2 separate regions of the Homo sapiens genome follow, and region 2 is linked to region 1. Evidence: read pairs that join two places in POLR2A ChIA-PET (ENCODE). Cell type or tissue: PC-9. All regions are shown on one strand. Each heading gives the region's core, and the rest is flanking DNA. Links, peaks and the distances in the headings are about the cores only. Region 1 overlaps PAX3 (paired box 3). Region 2 has its middle 270 kb from the start of CCDC140.

Region 1 (8,344 bases), core at 153-8,152:
GGCCCTGCTTCGAAGAGGAGGTCACTATATGGAAAAGTATGAACTACTGTTTATTGGTTTGATCCCATGTCCTCTGAAAGTTAATGGGCCATTATTATTATCCTTTGACATTCATTGAGCCAGATGAGAATGCTGGGTGCTGTACAAGCTACATGGGTTTGAAATATATTCTGTCTCCATCCTTAGTTTTGACAAAGGCAGGAATGAAAGAGAACAACACCGAACACTCCTCAGTTTTCCATCACACTCCTTGTCTGATCTATTTACAATAAATGTTTATTTTTCCTTACTCACATTGAGTTCAGAGCTGATACTCGGCCTATTTTAAAAATAGATCTAGTGCCAGTGGCTCACACCTGTAATCTCAACACTTTGAGACGCTGAGGAGGGAGGATCACTTGAGTCCAGGAGCTCAAGACCAACCTGAGCAACATAGCAAGACCCCAGCTCTACAAAAAAATAGAAAAATAATTAGCCAGACATGGTGGCACACATCTGTAGACCCAGCTACTCTGGAAGCTGAGGTGGAAGAATCACTTGAGCTTGGAAGATCGAGGCTACACAGTGAGCCATGATTAAGCCACTGTACTACAGGCTGGGCAACAAAGTGAGACTCTGTCTCAAAAAACAAACAAACAAACAAACAAAAAAGCAGATCTAGTAGGTGGGCTTGGCCAGTTACAGAGGACAGGTACCAAATCCTGGAATATAGTGGCCACTCAAAAGAGGCATGATTGGACCTCACATAACATTTGCAGGTAATTGCAGAACTATAATAAAAGCAAAGTAGATTTGAAACATATTATTTATAACATTGTTATATATAATATACTATTATATGATTTAATTTGTCTGCCCTTTTGATTGTGATACAGATTTTTTCTCTGCACTGTTATATTAATATGCATGTTAATATCATAACATTGATATAGTAATATTAATGTTATGTTAATATAATATTTATATAGTATTATATAATATTACTATATCAATACTGTATTAAAATATTTTTCTATTGAAATATTATGACTTAGTTAATAAAGGTTATTTCTACACTGTGTGGTGGGGAGAAACACTCTGTTTCCCAATGATAATAGGTTTCCCAACTTTAAAACACCAGCTCTGTGAACCTTGGTCTATCTACAACTCTTCCTTTCACTCACCTTCCTCCCCACTTCTAGATTACACAATCGGTTGTCCATTCTACCTCTGAATACCTTCACCACCATCTCTTCCTTGCCATTCCCACTGCCACTACCTATCTCATGCCATAGCCCCCACTCCCTGTCACATCAAATGTGAGCTCACTGGCCTGAAACCCAAGACCTCCATAGGATATCCTCAGCCTACCTACCAAACCCTATTTCTTCCACCACCCTACCACTCCTTACATTCTAATCAAACTAACTATTCTCCCAATATGACTAGAGTGAAAAAGAAAGGTTATCTTACGTGTAGCCCACCACTTCTACCTCTCTGTGCCTCTGCTCATATAATTCCCTATTACTAATATACTCTCCTTATGCACCTGGTCCAGTGAATATCTATCTAGCCCGGAAAGTTCATCTTAAATCTGCCCTCTGGGCCCAGCACAATGGCTCATGCCTATAATCCCAGCACTTTGGGAAGCCAAGGCAAGTGGATCGCTTGCACCTGGGAGTTCAAGAAGAGCCTGGGCAACATGGCAAAATCCCATCTCTTCAAAAAATTATCCAGGCATAGTGGCATGCACCTGTAGCCCCAACTATCTGGGAGGCTGAGGTGGGAGGATCACCTGAGCTCAGGAGGTGTAGGCTTCAGTGAGCTGTGATTGTACCACTGTACTCCAACCTGGGCTACAGAATGAGACCCTGTCTCAAAAAAAAAAAAAATTAAATCTGCCTTCTTCATGTACCTCTCTTCATTCCTTCAAGATCTCATCCCTTGAGTTCATGTCCTTTGCAGGGACATGGATGAACCTGGAAACCATCATTCTCAGTAAACTAACACAGGAACAGAAAACCAAACACTGCATGTTCTCACTCATGAGTGAGAGTTGAACAATGAGAACACATGGACACAGGGAGGGGAAAATCACACACCAGGGCCTGTTGGGGGGTGGGGGGCTAGGGGAGGGATAGCATTAGGAGAAATACCTAATGTAGATGACGGGTTGATGGGTGCAGCAAACCACCATGGCACGTGTTATACCTATGTAACAAACCTGCCCCTTCTGCACATATATCCCAGAACTTAAAGTATAATTTTTTAAAAAAAGGTTGGGCATGGTGGCTCATACCTGTAATCCCAGCACTTTGGGAGGCCAAGGCGGCCAGATCACGAGGTCAGGAGTTCGAGACCAGCCTGACCAACATGGTGAAACCCCATCTCTACTAAAAATACAAAAATGAGCCGGGCCTGGTGGCAAGCACCTGTAATCCCAGCTACTTGGGAGACTGAGTCAGGAGAATCGCTTGAACCCAGGAGGCAGAGGTTGCAGTGAGCTGAGGTTGTACCACTGCACTCCAGCCTGGGTGACAGAGTGAGACTCCACCTCAAAAAAAAAAAAAAAAAAAAATCTCATCCTTTCCTCTTCTCAACTCCCATTGCACTTTTTCTCTTTCTGCACTTATCATGTCTGTGTTATTTTTAAATTATTTGTATGTTTATTTTTTTACCTTTCTTAGATTGCAACTCCTTCAGAGAACTGTCTTAATTGATCTTAGCATTCCTTGACTTTCCTAGCACTATGATGATCATATGGAAGTTTGAAGAAAACAATCTCTCTGACTGAGCTCTGCAGCCTGGAAGAGGCTATTTCTGTAAAATTCTGTAATAGGAGAGTTAATTAGCTGCATCTATGAACGTGTTGATCAATCTAGGGACCATGTCAACTGACTAGTCCACTGCTGAGTCCCCAGCCTGCAAATTAAGAATCTGGAAATAACACACAATATTTGCAGACAAGGTGACTTAACTTCTAGGGTGGTGAGGAGTTCGAGGATACCCTACGATATCTGCCATCTTTCAAACACTGTTTTACTAGCTCCAGGAAGTAGTTCTTCATTAATGATGAAAACATTATTCTATACTCTATAGAAACATATTACATCTAAGTAGCCTTTCCAGAAGGTTCAGAGCACCTCTAAGAGTTCAAAAGATAATTCAACATGTTCTTTAAGTAATATAATTTCTTGAAATGCTTCTTAATTATAAAATCGTTAAATGAAGGAATTTCATGTTATGCACCTTTGCACATTTTCATAATTGAAAGGTCACAGAGATGAAGCGTATGGGATCCAATTATCTCTAGACTCACTTTGCAGCTATGCCACCTTGGGTAGTTACTTATATAGTCCAAGTCTCAGTTTCCTTATTTGTAAATGGAGAGTAGCAATCATGGTACCCACCTAGGATTTTAATAATGATTCAATGGGTTAATTCATGTGAAGCACTTAAAATAGTGGCTGGGACAGAGTAACCACTCAAAATTTATTTGCTCTTACTTGTGTATCACCCCCAAAGTCCATATAGTGCTGGTGTACAATAAGGATTCCTGAAAAGTTGAGTTAGTCACATGAAGTGGTGGACTTCTGTGTGTCGTAAATGATATAGTTGTATTCTGTCAGTAAATAATCAAAGTCCTAACAATATGCATCCCTAGTAAAGGGCCATTCCTAATACATTTTTGGGGGGGATTGACATATGTTTTAGATGAGAAGATGCTTGTTTGTTTCCTGTCTGGACTGAAGTAGGACACGGAGGTTTGGGCAACAGTACCTGTACTCGGGCCTCGGTGAGCTTCGCCCTCTGGGCCAGTTCCTCCCTAGTATAAATGTCAGGGTAATGAGTTCTCTCAAAAGCACGCTCCAGTTCCTCCAGCTGTTCTGCTGTGAAGGTGGTTCGGCTTCTGCGCTGTTTCCTCTTTAGTGGTAAATCTGGTTCAGAGTCAATATCAGAGCCTTCATCTGATTGGGGTGCTGAGGCTAAAAGCACAGAAGAACAAAACATCATAAAATGTGAATCAAAAAAATAAAACTGAGATTGAATCCAAGTTCTCTCTCCGACTGCAAGACACCATTACAGTGATCCCTATACCTAAAGTAAAATAAATGTGGATCAAAAAACAAGTCTAACCAATCCGTAATAATTCAAATCCTGGTCTACAGTGCATTCCCAATGTCTTCCATGGACACCAAGCACCCCGCCCCCATGCAGTCCTGCATCATTAAATAATATTTAATCTCTTCTCCTACTCTATCTTTCTGCCCCCTAGGCAGAAATAATTGCTCATAGCATCTGTCATTCTAGGCCAATTATGAGCTCTTAGAAAACAGGGACAGGCCTTATTCCATTTGTATGGCCCTATGCTTACTACTTAATGGGTGCTTCCTTCGTGTCTAATGAATGGATCACATTGAGTTTTGTTTCTGATAAATTTTCACCAACATTTACATTATGAAATCTGTTAAATGTGATTTTTAAAAATATTCCAAACTTGACTTAGTACCTAAGAAGCGAGTAACAGTTAACTATTCCCAGATTCCTATATATTTATAGACTACTGCTCTTATAAAAAATTATATTTAAATCAGTATCTCATCACCAGATATGGGGAAATGCTTTAAAGAAAATGTATGTACTATTAAAATGTAAATCTCTAGAACTGACCTGAGAAGAAGCAGGCAGGCATTGTCTTGTGAACTGTCCCTAACTAGAGTCTGGGTCTCTGCTGAGTGGGCATCTGTCCAGGACAGCTGCTTTATTTAAGAAAGCCAATGCAAAAAAAAAAAAAAAAAAAAAAAAAAAAAGTATGATCCCTTTTGTAAAAAAATATTATGAGTTTCAAGAAGGCAACAACAGATCATTAACCCAATCCCAGGGCCTTCTGAGTGTGTGGCCCTGAGCAACTGCATAAGACAAAAATGTCCCTGAAGCCACTGTGTGGTGGCCTAACACACACAAAACTTGTGTGTATTTGCCTGTACTCACATGTGGAAGGGAATTTCAAAATTGAGTGGGCAGGTACAGGGGCAAGAGAAGCGGGAAGTGGGAAATTTGATACAAATTACGTTAATGATACAAAATGGTTAGTACTCCTGTAAGAACAGGGTCTGAATCTGTGGCTGCAACTAGCAAAACCTGGGCACAAGTGGTTCCATTTCCAGGCCAGAATTTGATGAGGGCAGGGGTGGAGCAGGCATTTTCCCTGTTTCTGCTAGGAATGCATTAGGGATCCCATAGCAAAGTGAACCCTTACAGTAATAGAGCAACGCTGGCTATAGAGGGTTCTGCAGTGTGAGGGAGAATGCATCAGACCAGGGCTACAGGCAGGAAGAGCAGCCCTCTCCCGGGACCCCAGATACTGGGGTAGTGGGCAAAGATCTATCAAAGGGTTATCAGGCCATAGACCCTGAGCCTAGAGGGGGAACCAGAGCAGCCTGGCTCTTGAACACATCCAAATGTGCTCTGAAAATTCCCCAAATAACTAAGGGATCCTGTAAAGAAGGGGCCGAGGTTACTGTCAGCAAATGCAACAGTAAGCCAGAAAATTGTAGATTATTAATGTCAATGTCACACTAACTCATTTGCACCCTCAGGCTGATAGGACCTGGGGAAATGAAGGTGGTGCTAGAAGCAATGTGAATATGTGTAAGTCCTTTACTTCTAATTCTCTTTTATCTTAAACTCCAACTTAACTCTGCCCTACAGAAATCTAAAATTTCATTCTATTTCAGTAGAAATTTTAAACTGCCCCAAATGGTACACATCCAAAATGAACCCATAAATGTGATTTTCAGTTTTCTAACATTTTACTACTTCCATACTTTATTCACATCTAAATATTATGAAACTAAGAGGCAATAGAGTAAATTAATAATGCAAGTGATAATTTTTTTAAATATACCTGAAAACAAATACATGTGCATAAAACAAAAGAGAAGTATTACATATTATTTTTGATTTTTCAATTATCTAATTTAATATAAAATTATTTCATTTAACATAAATCTTACGTTAGGATATTTTACTACTAACTTAAAGAAAGAAAACTAGACTTTCTCTAGCTATGGCAATATTTTAAAGGACAATTAACATGCTAAAAAATACGCTATGCATTGCATTATAAACTCCAAAAGCTCCCAATGCAACTTATATACATGTATGATTGATAAATGTAAGCTAAACTAAATGAGCAATAATTTGTGCCGAGTCATAGAACAGTGTTTCATAAGCTTTTGGAGCATTAGGATGACCTGGAGGGCTTGGTAAAACATAGACTGATGGATCCCCTTCCATGGTTTCAATTCAGTAGATCTGAGGTGGGCTCCAAGAGTTTGCATGTCTAACACATTCCCAGGTGATTGATGCTGATTCTACCGACCCCAGATAACACTGCCCACCTCTATAGAATATTCTAGATTAATTCTTGTCACTCTCAAAATTTTCAACTCTGTAAAATACATCTGCCACAATTAACTGAAAGTCACTCCCACATGTATATTTTTAAATTGTGAACAATGTGCTCCCTAAGAAACAAATTACGTATTCCCCTAAGAAGACAAATTTCCATAAAATATTTTCCTTCAGTGCTTCCAGTTTCTAACCTTTCTTTCCAAAGTGAATTCAGGTGAAACACTCAATAGCATTTAAAGACTGACCAAAAACTTCCTCTGCCCAAGAGAACCCTAAATCTTTGCTTGTACATTCTCTTACTATGATCCCATTAGGATAATAGTATGTGGAAATTTTCATGTTTCCTTTGGGAGTCTCTGGGGTTATTAAATTCTTTCAAGTAAATATGATGTGCCATGCACTGTCAGATCAATTAATCAAAATCGTCTCTGGTTTCTGAAGAAAAAGAATGGTTAGATTTACAAGCACCAGCGAGAATTAATCCTGAGGGTCAAGACCATGGTGTTTCACCTTAAAAATCAACATTCCCCAGAATATAAACTGGGTGAGCTCAAAGCCCTTCTCTGCCTTGTTCACTGCTGGAACCCTTAGAACACAGTAGGCACTCAATAAGGACACGTTGAATGAATGCCAAGTGTGGGGCAAATTTCAGATTTGCTCCAACACTGATTTATTTGCCACTGTTTTACATCTTTATTCTTAAAATGGAAATTCTCCTCTTATGACATCTCCCAACATCTATTCAGATGGGCTTTGGAAGTCTGTGAGGCCTGAACAATCATGTTGAATGTTTAGCAGGTATTTATATACCTGCATTGTTTGGAAGAATGATTACCAATTTTTTCAGAGGATTGTGGGCTTTTTTAAAGATGAAAACTAGCATAGCTAGTAATGAAAAGCCTCAGAATTTGGGACAGTACACCTGTCAAACAGGAATGCAGGTATCCTAAGGTGAGTTCAGGGAGGACAGAAACTTCCAGTGGAGGAGAAGGGCAAAAGCTCCCTTGATCCTGACTTTGAGTATAAATATAGGCCATGAAAGCAGGGCCTGGTGATTCTTTAAAAGAAAAAAAAAGTCTCAGAATTTAAGAGTTCAATAGGACAGCCGTTACCACCAAAAATAAAACTCTCTTTAACAAGCTTACAAATCACTACTCTTACTTCTAGACTGTTTATTCAAAAGCAATGGAAAGGTTGCATCTAACTGGGAAAACCACCATATAGCATAATTTCAGAAGATGTTGAGGAAATGATTTGCCTGATTTTTCGGCTGGAAACTTATTTGAGAAACCAGATAATTTTTGGCAATATGAAGCCACAATCTTACAAGATAATTCTAACTTTTCCCCATCTGTAAACCCCAAAGGGATGTGGGCTTTAAAATATGTAAAGTCAGCAACCCAAGATTAATCTGCCGGCTAGGAAAAACTAGCTATTTCTAAACATGGAAATACTACTATTTCTTATATCATTCAATAGAAATAAAATTTATTTGTACAGCACTTGATTCACAATGATCACCCCAATTTGAATCATTTCATTTTTGTTTGTTTGTTTGTTTTAGAGACAGGGTCTTGCTTTGTTGCCCAGGCTGGTCTTAAACTCCTGGGCTCAAGCAATCTTCCCACCCCAGCCTCCCAAATAGCTGGGACTACAGACTCACACCACCTGGCAGAATCATCCAGTTTTTACCAAGAGCAAAACTAAAACTTAAATCCCATTTTAAGAGCACATAGGAGGGCCATTTTTTTGGATTTCATCTATTTTACATACTCAGTTTTACTTAAGCTACTAGAATCAATTGGATAGGAGATACAAAGAATCTAATTCTAAATATTACACGGAAAGTAAAAACAAGGCTTTCTTTCAGGAAGCTTAATAGAAAGAAATTATATCTTTTTTCTCTATAGAATATCTAATGCTATGATTTGGAAACCACAAATGTGTT
Region 2 (8,344 bases), core at 253-8,252, 200 kb before region 1:
CACAGAACACACAGTGTTCACAGCCGGGAGACCAGCTAGGAGGCCTCAGCTGCTATGGGCACCACCTGGCTGCTCCCTGGGGATCAGTACTGTGACCCCATTTTAATGTGGTACTGTAGGAAGTCTTGCTAATGGAACGACTGCCCCTGACTAAAACTGACTTCGCAAAGATTATGACAGTGAGATAAGTCTGGCCTGGGCTCACTCCATCTCGCTTCTAGCCTCACAGGCTGGCTGCCCTCACTTATCCCTGGGCATAGGCCAAGCTACTCAGGGGAGGAATTTATAGTCTAACTTTAAAGCAAGGATGATAATAGTCTCACCCTAAAACTAACTCCTCCTTGTTCAGTGGCTGAAAACACCTTTGTAAGACTAATGAAGAGCCACAAGATTAGGATTCTGGTAGGGGCCTGAATTCTGCTACACTGTAGGCTTAATTTCTATAATCCCTTACTGTAGAGGAGTCACATGGCCAGAGGTCACAAGATTTGTGACTTTCTCAGTTGTTCATATAAATAACATCACTATTACAGAACATAAGATTGGCCTTTTCAGATGTTTTTCAGACTGACCCCACCTAGACTTGTGACTCACGACTTAACCAGTCCTGTGCACCCCCCACCACACAAAGGTGGACTTAGTGTATAAGGACCGTTTCCCACACTCGTATGATTCTCAACCAATCAGCAGCACCCATTACCTAGTCCCCTGCCCACCAAACTATCCTTGAAAAACCCTAACCTCTGAGCCTTCGGGAGACTGATTTGGGTAATAACTGTCTTCCACATGGGCAGACTCCCGTTAATTCAACTCTTGCTTTACTGCAAGATCACAGTCTCAGTGAACTGGTTTTGTCTGTGCAGCACACAGGAATAACCCATCACCTGATTACACAACCACTGAACAAGAAGACTTGGGTTCAAGGCTACCTTTGGTCAGCCATTTTCTCTAAGAAAGAACACAGTCAAAGTACAGAACACTGTGGAACACAGAAGAAAGCGAAAACTAATGGAGACATTTGGGAGGTAGTATTTAAACTGAACCTTCAAAAAATAAAACATATGTTATTTTTCACTAAGCAAGCAACAGTGTTCCTCAAGGGAAGAGGGCTTTACCTATCCTCTTAATCTCTGTGCTCACTTCTAGACTGGCCTAGCACAGGATAGATGCTCAGTGCTGTGATTCAACAAGTGTTCACTGAATGCTCATCAAGCTCTACCTGATTTAAATGGTGACCCAGATGATGTCCTGTGGCAGATTCTGGAGAGGTTGCAGGTAGAGTTAGCATCGTAGGTGACATCAGCACTTGCCCAGGCCCCCGGCTTAGAAGGCCCTGCACTTAGTTTAGTAACCTGCTGCCGCCATCTTGAAATTTTTGTTAATTTGTGAACAGGAGGCCTGCGTTTTCATTTTGCACTGACCGCACAAATTATGCAGCCATCCCTGGCTGTAGCTGTTATGTTTTGCCAGCAGATACTATCACGCCCTGTGAAGGTACTGACAGGGTGTTTCAGAGTTTTTGACAAGTACCCATTTTCCAAATAGAAGAGGCATCCTATGAATTGCCTGTACAATAAAAGACAGCCTGAAATAAAAATGTGTTTCTTAGATTAGACAGTCTTCTTGCAACAGTCCTACAATCCTGGTGAGAATCTTTTAATGATGAAGAGCTTAAATGCTTTACAATTTTCCCACCATGAATTTTTTCCCATGTTGTACCCTTCTCTTCCACCCAAGTCTTAGGAGAGTTCCCAAAAATTTCACCTTCCTTTTTGTTTTAAAAGGATAGATAATCTTTCCACAGCCTTTACTGATTGCAAACTCCTTGAGAAAAGAGTTGCATTTTCTAGCCTTTTGCATCCCACACTGCTAAGGGTCATATTACACACACAGAGATCAATCAATAATACTATGGTCTTATAATTGCATCCCTTTGCATGTTAAAAACACACTTATATAAATTGTCTCATCTGATGATTACAATAATCCCATGGGTTTTCAGGGCAGGTATTTATTCTCTTTCTCCAGATTAGGAAACCAAAAATTAGAGCAACGTTTAATAACCGCCTCTACTTACACTTGTGACTTCTAGATGGAGGTTTCTAATTCTGAAATTGAAAAAGAAAATCATTTACTCTCTATGTATTTATGTATTCATTTATTTGTTCATGTATTTATTGAACCTTTGACCTATATATCCACCCCTTTCTGGAATCTCCACTTGAATGCCTAAATGGTAGGCCCCACTCAACACCTACCAAACCAAACGTATCATTTTCCGCCCTCTCTCTGCCCCACCTTGCTTAAACCTGCTCCTCTGAGAGTCTGTTCGCTAATATCATCACCTTCCTCCTAATTGCCCAAGCCAGATACCTAGCTATCATCCTCCACCCAACCCTTGCTCCAATTTACCAGTCCCAGTGGAGGTCCAAATCCTGCCGATTATTTCCTGTCTATCGCTTAGGAAGCCAGAGCCTAGCACAGGATCTGGCACACAATGGTGTCTTCATATATTTTGATTGAACTAAATTAAGTCCTCTTGGGCAGCACTGGTAGCCAAAGTGACTTCCCAGGCCAATGCTCTGGCTTCTTTCCTGGCTGGAGAAGAATCAGTGCTCCTGGATCTCATCTGTCACCCAACTCTCTCATAGGTGGAGGCCAGGTGAGAAAGCCTGAGAAAGGAAACCTGTCTCCCCCAGCACATGTAGCTTCCGGAGGAGAAAGAAATCATCTCACACAAATATTACTGTCTTGCACTCAGGCCCTTTCACTTTTGTCTTCCAATTCTTTAGTTGTTGTTTCTTTAGTTCTTGTTGTTGCTGTTGTTTTATGTTGACATTTCTCTTCACACCAGCATCACTACCCTCAAAGCCATGGAGAAATCTGGCTATCCTACAGTCCCAAAATGCCCCCATGTCTAGGAATTTTCAGACAAGGCAAGCCAGACTTTTTTTTTTTTTTTTTTTGAGACGGAGTCTCCCTCTGTCGCCCCAGGCTGGAGTGCAGTGTTGCGATCTCGATTCACTGCAAGCTCTGCCTCCCGGGTTCACGCCATTCTCTGGCCTCAGCCTCCTGAGTAGCTGGGACTCCAGGCGCCCGCCACCGCGCCCAGCTAATTTTTTGTATTTTTAGTAGAGACGGGGTTTCACCGTGGTCTCGATCTCCTGACCTCGTGATCCGCCCGCCTCAGACCAGACATATTTAAATGGGGGAAAATCCCAAGAGACGGCCACAGAATGAATAAAAGTAAAACTTAAAATAAAATAGTAAAAGAAAGCAAGAATATTCTATCCTGGGGCCTCAAACTTTTTGGAGGTCCCAGGATAGAATATTATTGCTTTCCTTTACTATTTTTCATTGTTTCTTTTCCAGTCTGTTTATATTTTTCTATTTAAAATCTCTTTCACACAAACACACACACACAGTCACTTACAGCACCTGCTGAAGCAACTTAACTAAAAATCAACAAAAGGAACTTGCCTATAACCTATAGGTAGTAACTTACCACACTTACCTACTTTCCTTTTCTTTTTTCTTTTTTTTTAAATTATACTTTAAGTTCTGGGTTACATGTGCAGAACGTGCAGGTTGGTTACATAGGTATACACGTGCCATGGTGGTTTGCTGCACCCACCAACCCATCATAAATTAGGTATTTCTCCTAATGCTATTCCTCTCCTAGCTCCCCCACCCCCGACCTGTGGGGGTGTGTGATGTTCCCCTCCCTGTGTCCATGTGTTCTCATTGTTCAACTCCCACTTATGAGTGAGAACATATGGTGTTTGGTTTTCTGTTCCTGTGTTAGTTTACTGAGAATGATGGTTTCCAGCTTCATCCATGTCCCTGCAAAGGATATGAACTCATTCTTTTTTGTGGCTGCAGAGTATTCCATGATGTATATGTGCCACACTTTCTTTATCCAGTCTATCATTGATGGGCATTTGGATTGGTTCCAAGTCTTTGCTATTGTGAACAGTGCCACAATAAACATATGCGTGCATGTGTCTTTATAGTTGAATGATTTATAATCCTTTGGGTATATACCCAGTAATGGGGTTGCTGAGTCAAATGTAACTTACCTACTTTCTTCCAGGGCAGAAGACATGTAAGAACTTTATTCTTTAGTTCCGGGCCACTCTCTGGCCCCTGTGTGTCACCTAGCCCCTCCTCCCCCTGGATGTTTAGAAGGCAATCTAACACTGAGCACAAGCAGGACAGAGATGGTGGCAGATTCCTCTAATGCAAAGACAAGAACCTACAAAATATCCCCATAATGAAGAAAAGATTGCCCTAAGCTCTTGGCACTGAGAATGAGACATTAAATTACAGGGAAGTATAGGGGTCCCCACGTGAAGTTGGGGAGAGGGCTTGAAGCTTTCAAGCATTAGCAGATATAAAGAAAAAATACATGTGGAAGGGCCTTGGCCAAAGTGGGATGGTGGAAGAGAAACGCAAGACAGATTCTAGTGCCCCATCCCAACACTCAGAAGATACCCAGGGTCTCCAAAAAATGAGCAGTCAGCCTCAGAGCTCAGAGTTAAAATGAACACAAAGTGCATGGCATTTGCTTTCTTAGAATGCTAAAATGCACTGCATTGGGCTACTGTAACTTCTCTCTAGGAAACATCGGGAAAACACACACACTATAATTTACACACAGCAAAGTTCACAGTGAAACCCAAGAAACGCAACAACTAAAATGCTTAAGCCACAATTTAGGTTGGAGGTTATGGAGGAGCACGCATGGCATTACAGAAAGAGACTGTAGTACAAGGAGGCAGCATTTTGACAACCCTGAGCCCAGGGCCTGGTACATCGTAAGCCCTCAATGCATGCCAGCTCTCTGTCTCTCCTTCACCGTAGGGAGCCTGACTTTCTCAGCCAGCAACCAGTCTATACCAAGTGAAGCAACTGCCTGCTCTGGCAAAGAGGGTTTAGGGCACCTTTTTGTCTTTGCAGGCAGAGTGGAGAGAGGCCATTTTTGGGCTGTTTTGAGAATGCAACAACTGGGATAATTTTTCAGAATGCATTGAAGGACACCCACACCTTTTGGTATTTCAGTGTTGCAATGACCTACACAGAAGCCCATGGGAAAAGAACAGTGCTGAAATCTGTACCTTATAGTGTAAACTTTGAGTAATATCAAGAGGCTAAATTATCTGCATGAGTCACGCTGCAGTACAAATCAGAGAGTGACACCAAAGCAGATTAAAAGACAAGCAGAAGGAAATGATCTGAATAGACACAGAACAGAGACACACTCACCTTTTAGCTCCTCCAGGCTTAAAGATTCATCAGTACTTTGTGGAGAGTTAACACGAGTATCACCCCTGTTTTGCAGTATGCATTGTATCATGTGTCATACACAAATAGCAAATAAATATATGATATATATTTATATTTTATATAGTTTAATATATACTTAAAATATACATTTGAAGGATATCTGAATATAGCATATATAAATTATGCTGGTACAAATTATGTATGGAAACTCATTCCATGGAGTGGTTTCTGTTTGGCCTAACTAATCCCTCTCTACAGAACACCTTGCGGTATTATTAAGCAGTGGTACCTGAGGCCCACTTGAGGACTGAACTCAAGATGTGGATACTCAGAGAAAACAAACAAGGAACACACAGTACAGAATTCTCCTTACCCAGGCCCTGCCTGTCACACCCTCACATAATGCTGGGTGTGACAAAGCATTATGAAACCAAAGGCTTCAGGAAAGCAACACCTGCGCAGAGTCACCTGGCAGCAAGAAGTAATGACGCCTGCTCTTTCTTCCAGTGTATTTTGTCTTAGATTTTTGAGCTGAACAGCAAGGAAGAGGCCCAATGAGGGTAGTCTTCATTCTCTTTTTCTTTTTCTTTTCCTTGTTTATTTTATTTTATTTTTATATTTTTGAGACAGAGTCTCACCCTGTTGCCCAGCCTGGTGTACAATGGCATGCTCTAGGCTCATTGCAACCTCTGCCTCCCGATTTCAAGCGATTCTCCTGCCTCAGCCTCCCAAGTAGCTGGGATTACAGGCACCTGCAATCATGCTCGGCTAATTTTTTTTTTTTTTTTTTTTTTTTTTGAGACGGAGTCTCACTCTATCGCCCAGGTTGGAGTGCAGTGGCGCGATCTCCGCTCACTGCAAGCTCTGCCTCTTGGGTTCATGCCATTCTCCTGCCTCAGCCTCCCGTGTAGCTGGGACTACAGGCGCCCACCACCATGCCCAGCTAATTTTTTTGTATTTTTAGTGCAGACGGGGTTTCACTGTGTTAGCCAGGATGGTCTCGATCTCCTGAGCTCGTGATCCACCCGCCTCAGCCTTCCAAAGTGCTGGGATTACAGGCGTGACCCACCGCGCCCGGCCTCGGCTAATTTTTATATTTTTGTAGAGACGGGGTTTCACCATGTTGGCCAGGCTGGTCTCTAACTCCTGACCTCAGGTGATCCGCCCACCTTGGCCTCCCAAAGTGCTGGAATTACAGGCGTGAGCCACTGCACCTGGCCCATTCTCTTTCTAGGAGCTAATGATTACTGGTGTGTAACCAAAATGCAGAGGACGTTGTGAGATGGAAGAGTTAAGTGACTTGTGAGACAAAGTATGTAAGTGTAGTAAACCAGGAGCACAGTTCACAGTACCTACCTCACGGTGCCAAGGAATCATTTACAGTTTGATAAAATAAAGGCTATCTTTTTCCAGAATGGGTCTGGAACGAAGCTCCATTGAAGCAGCTGACAGACTTACTGTCTTACTAACTCACAGGTTTTCTCACTACATTAATTAGCAGCCCAATAAGCTATCCATTTGGATCCCCTTCAGAAACCATGATTAGAAGCCATCTCCACAAAGCCCTAAGGTCAAGGCCCCATGACCACCCTCCAGGCTTGCCACCCATTGTAGTACTTATGTCCGAGTTGCCTCTCACCCCCACAACCCCAGAATCCCATCATTCCTAATTCTGCTGGAGATCCCGGGCCAGTGACACCACCTCTCACTGTCAGTCCTGCTCTGCAGAGGACAACAGCTTTCTGAGCTTCTCAACATGTCAGTGCTGCCCCTCACCCTTTGTTGAAGGAAATGTCCTCTGTGCCCTCCTGGGTTCTTGAGCTCACATGATAAAACCATCCCAACATTCTCTCTTCCCTAAGCCCTCTAATCCCATCCTCAATACCATGCCATAACAGTTCTGGCAGCTCCAGCTAACTCATTGAAGGCCGTCATTTCAATCAAACTTTGTGGAGCTATCCCAGCAGTGTTCTAGAATTACCACCATCTCCTCTGGCTAGAATGTTGAACTCCAAGTCAAAAGAAAGTGCTCTCACATTAAAAAGTATTTTCCTATACCACTTGATATTTCACTTTACCATCCCATTCCATCATTCAGCCACCCTGCCAGATGGCCTGATATGCTGAAGAACCACCTCTACACATGTTCCCCGAATTCCTACCAATACATATTAACAACTTATTCGGTGTGCACCAGACACAGATGCTCTGCAGCCCAGTTGGACTGTGTTCAGACATGACCCAGATTGGCCTGGAAGGAATGAGAGTAACAGGGCCATATCATTAAGAAGGCCAAGTGTAACCTTCTGGCAAGAAAAGAAAGACTGGCTTGAAGAAGTATATATTGGAATGTGAACAAGAGTAAAGGATGGTAGGTGTGAACAGAGAAAGAGGGAAGAAAATAGAATGATATATTAGTTTGGCTGCCATTAGAGGTGACTGGTGCTCAGTCCCTCTGACACCTTCTGAGGAGACTTAAAAGATGCATCTCAGAACTGTTTGCGAGGGAATAAGAGTGGGAAGCATTCATCCACAGGCTCCTGCTCCCCGCTGGTTAAGGGTGGCCCTGGCCACAGTAAATTTCCTGCACCTGCAGGCTGTATCTGTGCACGTGCAGAGCAAGTTCCCAGGGAAGACTCATCAGGGCAGAAGACAGAGGCACACAAGATGGACCAGAGGCAAGGCACCATCTGATTGCATGTGGGAGATGATGGTTGAAGCTGGAGTGGGCATTGATGGGACAGAGAGGATTCTGAAGTGGTGCATAGGGGTATCCAGTATCATTGCCATGACCTCCTCTTGCATCTTCCAATGGTCCACTCTCATTCTCAGTTTATTCCTCCTTTCTTGAAAGTCTGACACTCGCTTACTTTGAAACCCTTCTTCACTTGGTTTCCAAGTACTGCTCTTTTCTGATGTTTCACCCACCTTCCAGATCTTCCTTCTTACCCTCCTTGGCTAGTTCTTGCTCTTCTCAACCTCTACATGTTTAAGTGCTGTAGGTCTCTATCCTGAGAACTTTTGGTTTTTATCAAGACTCATTTCCCAGTGTTATGGG

What was found. ChIA-PET counts read pairs that join two places held together with the same protein. Peaks named below come from ENCODE experiments on the same cell type or tissue, not always from the same donor. Only the 100,000 strongest peaks of a DNase experiment are listed, where the experiment ranks them.
Region 2: POLR2A ChIA-PET joins it to region 1 with 11 read pairs; 2 of 35 experiments call an interaction of 5 or more read pairs at or near these places.

Annotation. Positions count from the first base shown.
Region 1 is chr2:222,228,319-222,236,662 of GRCh38, forward strand. PAX3 (paired box 3) reads right to left here. Exons shown (of 9, transcript NM_181458.4): 5 at 3,760-3,965. Among named protein-coding and RNA genes, the nearest start is that of CCDC140, 66 kb to the right of the region's middle. In PC-9, for the core only: no CTCF peak of the experiment used is centred there; no DNase peak of the experiment used is centred there; H3K27me3 peaks cover 3,293 bases.
Region 2 is chr2:222,028,598-222,036,941 of GRCh38, forward strand. No RefSeq gene overlaps it. Among named protein-coding and RNA genes, the nearest start is that of CCDC140, 270 kb to the right of the region's middle. In PC-9, for the core only: no CTCF peak of the experiment used is centred there; a DNase peak (open chromatin) is centred at 5,134; H3K27ac peaks cover 1,896 bases.